2 separate regions of the Mus musculus genome follow, and region 2 is linked to region 1. Evidence: chromatin loops called from intact Hi-C (ENCODE). Cell type or tissue: heart. All regions are shown on one strand. Each heading gives the region's core, and the rest is flanking DNA. Links, peaks and the distances in the headings are about the cores only. Region 1 overlaps Sgms2 (sphingomyelin synthase 2). Region 2 holds the start of Sgms2 (sphingomyelin synthase 2).

Evidence for each region. Hi-C counts contacts between places; a loop is a spot of excess contacts. Peaks named below come from ENCODE experiments on the same cell type or tissue, not always from the same donor. Only the 100,000 strongest peaks of a DNase experiment are listed, where the experiment ranks them.
Region 2: a loop joins it to region 1, with 2.2 times the contacts of the local background. A loop is called at or near these places in 3 of 42 quality-filtered maps.

Annotation. Positions count from the first base shown.
Region 1 is chr3:131,319,246-131,322,152 of GRCm38, reverse strand. It overlaps Sgms2 (sphingomyelin synthase 2), which reads left to right. Exons shown (of 6, transcript NM_001379585.1): 6 at 1-2,907. Among named protein-coding and RNA genes, the nearest start is that of Cyp2u1, 17 kb to the right of the region's middle. In heart, for the core only: a CTCF peak has its summit at 1,807 (motif pointing left); a DNase peak (open chromatin) is centred at 1,732.
Region 2 is chr3:131,488,857-131,491,763 of GRCm38, reverse strand. Sgms2 (sphingomyelin synthase 2) reads left to right here and starts at 1,534. Exons shown (of 6, transcript NM_001379585.1): 1 at 1,534-1,674. Gm36753 (a long non-coding RNA gene) reads right to left here and starts at 1,248. Exons shown (of 5, transcript XR_003954556.1): 1 at 718-1,248; 2 at 1-199. In heart, for the core only: no CTCF peak of the experiment used is centred there; DNase peaks (open chromatin) are centred at 1,293 and 1,723; H3K4me3 peaks cover 1,838 bases; H3K27ac peaks cover 1,215 bases; H3K27me3 peaks cover 1,020 bases.

The sequences.
Region 1 (2,907 bases), core at 280-2,779:
TTTGGGCACATTCCATGAAAACAGCTTCTTTTTATTTTAATATCGTGTGTCTCGGGAATGCAAGATGGATCCCAAAGGTTTTACTGTTTCCCTGCCTTTTAGCAAGACCCCCCCCCCCAGCGCTCCTTAGGGCGTGCACCACCGCTGAGCAACTCACTTCACCCTGTGCACATAACACGCGGTGCTGCCCTTGAACATGTCCCTGGCATCAGCTCTTAACCTCAGCCATGTAGGAATGAGGGACAACTGTTATCTCATGTGAAAAGATGGGTCTCTAAGATCTGGTGGGTTTAAGAACATCGGACTCAGTTAGAAGGTTACTCAGTGCTGGGATATCATAGTCCTTGCCTTTGGTTGAGATCTACTGAAAGATTAGTTTGTGGAACTTGTAGAAAAACTTCTAAGGATTCACAGCATGGGAGCAGCCAGTGGAAGGGGTGGTTACATTCTCATGGGTATGGCATAGAGAACATCCCTGGGTTCGTCCCTGTAAGCTAGTCGGCCTTGATTGTTTAAAATTAAACTTTAAATTGCTTGGGAGAAAAAAAAAAGCACAATACAGATGTGTTCAGAAGGGCCATTGTCTTCTGGTGCTATAATTCTGTGTGTGTGTTTCAGAGGGTCTCGTTTTCTGTGTTACTGGGTGGGTAAAGGATAGGATGCTAAACCCAAAGACACGAGCATAAAAATCTAAGTCTGACTATCCTCACAAGAGCAGAGACCCTAAGTGTCTTTGGCAGACTTTGAAATGCAGGGACTTTTTTTTTTCAAGTATTTTTATCGAGTAAGCCAATAATAAATTCATACCCAGTTTACCTTGTACTAGACAATTCGGTACAACTCCTCACGTGTTCATTTCCTCAGCTCTGTGGAAAGCTCTGCTCCGAACACTAGTTTACCTTCAGGGTCTGATTATGAGAGAATCATTTGGCGCTGAAGCCTGGCCTTTGCTCTGCGAGTCTCTCACTGAAACAAAACACTGAAACAAAACACCTGAAAAGCCTTATCCAGCCTGGCTAGGATTCTCCATGATTCTTCAACCGAGGAAAATGCTTAGACATTGTTACATTTCATGTTGATTGTTGGGAACCCTTCAAACAGAAAACTTTGCATTTAGTCAGGTAAACCAGGCTGTTGGAAACAATACCATCACTTTCTTAAGGTTTGAAAATACCCATGAGCCCTGTGTGGACCCTGCTGTTCCCTGTTCTTGTAGTAGCTGTGATTCCTAATAGGTACCGATGGGGATGCAAGATGACAACTCATTGCAGTGCAGGAAAGTAAGACTTCCTTTAAGATGGTCTCATCTCACTGTGTAGCCCAGATTGGCCTCCAACCTTCAGCCCTCCTGTATCAGCCCCCTGGGTGCTGGGATTGCAGGTGTGTTTCCATGCCTACCCAGGCACAGCAGGACATGGTACCAGCACCTTTTCTTTGCCCATTAAGATGCAGATTTTACCCATTAAGTGTGGGTAAGGCGCAAGCGGGCGCCTGTGCTCCTGTTGGAAGGTTTTCCCCATAATATAGAGCTTCTGGAAAACGTCCACAAATATAGAACACACATGTTTTTCCTGAACCTTCCCAATGGGACTGGAGTTCTCTGAGACTCCGGGTTTGAGCTCCTCCACTAGATCGGGAAAAGGAGGTATCCTTCCCCCAGTGACCCCTGAGCTAATTTTGACTGTCTTTTGGGTTGCTGTCATCACAGGAAGCAGCTTTTTGCTGGGGACACAAGGTTGGCTGAGAGTCAGCTCTTGCAATCCCTGGGCAGGTTTGTGGCCATCCATCCCTTGCTGTGTTGCCAGCGCCCCCTTGTGGTGATATGTCATGTCTGAAATCCAAATGCCACTTTAAAAATATATTTTCAAGGTTTCTCTAAAGTTTATCTGTTGGGCCTTTTGTTGTTGCTGTTTTCAGGGTTTTTTGCCAAAAGTTGAAATTCCCATGGGAAAGGAGCTATTTTAAAGACATTCTTATCCTTCCCAAAGGGAAAGTTCTCAGAATTTGAGTCAAAGAAAGTTGAAGGTCACATTTACCTCTTATGTCACAATCATTCGTGTCTGGCCCATAGCTACAGACTTTGTTTACTTCAAAACCCAAAGTCAGCTGTCTCATTTTTATTTATGTGCCAGAACTCATCATTTCACTTGTAATTGAAAGGTCTTACCTTGTTCCATAAAATATTTTAAACTCTTTGTTAAATGTTTTGATTTTATACTATAAAACTGATTTAAAAATTAAGCCAGTCTTAACACACTCACCCTGTCTGTAGTGTAAGGAAGTGTGAGAAGGAAGTTCTTTTTTATTGTTTGTTTGTTTGTTTGTTTGTTTGTTTGAGACAGGGTTTCTTTGTGTAGCCCTGGCTGTCCTGGAACTCACGCAGTAGACCAGGCTGGCCTTGAACTCAGAAATCCGCCTGCCTCTGCCTCTGCCTCTGCCTCCTGAATGCTAGGATTAAAGGCATATGCCACCACCGCCTGACGAGAAGGAATTTCTTAATAAATGAGTTTACATGTCTAAATCAAGTGTAAGTTATATGCGTTGTGTTGGAACCTTTTCTACGTTTATGTATAAAGATTTCTTATATTATTATTTTTAATGCCATTGCGTTGCAATAATTTAGCTCCTGACTCATTTGACAAAAATACATCTTTTATGAAGAAGTACTCTTGACTTTGATATCTGTACACTGAAAATCATGTCAGAAGTACCCAAAGATAAGTTTTTATACAGATAGACGCTTCGTAAGCGCTGGCTTGTTACCCACTAACTAACTGTACTGTGTTCTCAATGAATCATGAAAGACAAGAGTGGGTCACTGTAGAATTATTTTAAACTGTCCTTTAAAAGAGAAGAAACTATAAGCTAATCTAGTTGCCAAGTAGGAATTCCTTATTTAATTTACCT
Region 2 (2,907 bases), core at 229-2,728, 170 kb before region 1:
TGGTCAGCATGCTAGCAAGCCAATCCATTTCTATTGCCTTCTGGGCAAAATGCCTAGGTTTTGTAAAAGTAAAAAGGAACTCCTCATTGCAAAGGAAAAATAAACCCAAGGAAAACAAATTTATTTGTTGATGCTCTTTTCTGGGTTCCTACCTTTCTGTAACTTGAAAACAAGTGCGCTCCCCACAATGAAGTCTAACCTGTGGTTAATTGCAGGAGAGGTTAACTTAAACTTCTGGATTGTGACATCATCTGTGACCTGCCACCTTGGCACCTCCCCTCCAAAGTTCTATTTTGCTGCCATTGGGTTTAATGATTATTGACACAAATGATACCCACACAAAACACCAGAAATGCTTATTGTTGTTTTTGTGGATTATGTTAACTCCCATAGGACAGTCTGTACAATCCTACACGTTCAAACTTAAAACCAGAAGGGAAGTAGGCAATGCAATAAAAAGCATTTCTATCAATTAAACTCATTGGAGGTTTAGCCAGCTGCCTGGATGCCTAGTGACACCCTCCAAAACGACCGTGGTTGACTGAAAACTGCTACAAGGTGTGGAAACGACTCCAAAGAAATGCTGATCCTTGGCCATTTTTAGACAGAAGCAACCCTTCCTGCAACCTAATTGGTAAGATCAGCCGGGGCCGGGGATGGGGGTTGGGGGGCACACACACATATGGACACTTGTGCCCCAAGGCAACAGAAACGCACAGGTTCATTTAAGTGGAGAGTCACTCTTTCAGAGTCATTCTGGTTCCGGTTTCTCATCCTTGCCAGGACGCAATTCACCTAACGGAGCAAATGACAAGGTGGGTAGCATCATTAGTCTCACTAACCGGGAACAAGCACCCTTCCAGCTCACCTAGAGGTGCCACCAGGCCCGTGGTGACTAACCTCGCCAAGCGGTCTTGTGATGTTTGGAAACCTACCCCCTCGACCTAGGCGGGGCACCACCCCTTGAGTCAGCGGGTGCCCCTGGCCCGCACACGTCGTTATTAGGAAGCAGTTTCCGAAACCCGAGGAGGTGCGGAGGTGGCTTATCCCTTCCCTGCCCCACCCCTGAAAGTTGCTGGGAGCGGCACCTAGAGAACTTTCCCAGATTGATCCCCGCCCGCGTTCAGGGAGGTCTGCCCGGCTCTGCGCTCAGCCTGCGGCCGGGAGCCACCTCGTGCTGCCTGCCAAGCCCCTCCTTCGCCGCATCTTGTAGGGCCGCAGAGGGGAGGGAGGGTCGGTCGGCCAGCTGGGATCGCCTCCCCGAAGAAGTCGCACCGGTTTTTCGAGCTCGGCTAGGCGTCCGGAGAGACTCGGTCGCCGGGAGTCGCGGGAGCCCGCGGGAGCCTCGGGCCCGGGGTGAGTCACGGCTGGGAGCAGGAGAGGGCTGGCGAGAGTGCGAGAATGAATGATGTCAGGGCGCGGGCTGGGGAGGAGGGCGGGCCCGCGGTAAACAGAGCTGCGCGCTGCCCCGGGCTCCGCCGGCCGGAGACCCCGCCCTCGGCGCCGCCGGAGCCGCCCGGAGCCCGGCCCGCTGCGGCGCCCGGACTGCGGCCTGGGGCGGAGCGGCTACCTATGCGGGCGAGACCCGCGCAAAGTTTGCAGCTCTCGGGCCCGGTCCCCCGGGTCCTCTGCGCCCAGCGAGCGCCCCCGGCGTGCGAGCACCGGCTGCGAGCGGTGAGCGCCGGGCCGGGAGGAGGATGGGCTGCGGGCTGCGCGTCCTGCGGAGCGCGCGGGGACGTGGCTCCAGTGGGGGACGTGGCTCTGGTCGCCACCGCCTCCCCACAGGCCGCCCCGCCCCGGGCATCCTTGCTCAGTTTTCATCTGCTGGGGGTCAGCTGGTGGCTGTCTCTCCTCCCAGCCTGCTGCTCATTCATTTGCGACCCATTTTCGGATACTTGGTGATGGTGTTGAAATGGCACAGGTTAAACCGTAGATTGTGCAGTGCCGCTCTGGGGGGTCAGGGTTGAAGTTCGAGTGGTGGAGGAGAGGCTGCCACACGCTGACAAGCTGTGCACAAGACCAGCTCCAGGCTGCCCAACAGGACCTTTGGCGTTCAGACCCGCGCCCCTTAAGGAAGGGAGATTCGATTTGTCAGCACAGAGAGGTGGGAGTGGACCTTACCCCGTCACAATCTGTGGGTCCGGTGATCGTTCTGTCTCAGAAGCAAATAGTTCAAATGCTATATCCTGTAATCTTTTATTAATCCGCCGTTCCTCTATTTCCAAGACTTGCTTATTTCTAAAATGACCTTAAATTATTTTGACATGTGTTTGAAATACTGAAGAGGCTCAACTCTTTTTGTCAGTGTGTTCGCGTGAACTTTGAATCCTTTAACTGTTCAGTTCTTTGGTTTCACCTCGGTTATGTTAACCATCCCGAACAGGTAAAAATGGCATTAGGACTACCTTAGACAATAGCAACGATTAAGTAAGGATTAATGAGGTTAGTAATTAAGGCTGGAAAGTACAAAAGTCTGAACGTAAACCTCTTTCATCAAAGCAAACTTCAATAAATTTTAACTCTTGACCTGTAAATAATAGCAAGTTCCAGTTGGCTTAGGTAAATGCCAGCTTCCTTCTGACAGATCTGGCGGGCCCAGGTTAGCACGTGAAATATTGTTGTCTACTCCCTTAGAGTGGGAAGGGAGGTTTCCAGGAAGTTAAACGTTGCAGGTGGATACCTAAGAAGGTTTTGTCCCCACCCTCTGTCCTGGGAGCTACTAAATGTTTAAGAGACATCAAAGCAGCTGGACACACAGAGAATGAGAGGCCTGGACTCTGCAGAAGGTATTTGTAGCGAACTCTTTACCATTTCTTCCTCTCCTCTCCTCTCCTCTCCTCTCCTCTCCTCTCCTCTCCTCTCCTCTCCTCTCCTCTCCTCTCCTCTCCTCTCCTTTCCTAGAAGCAA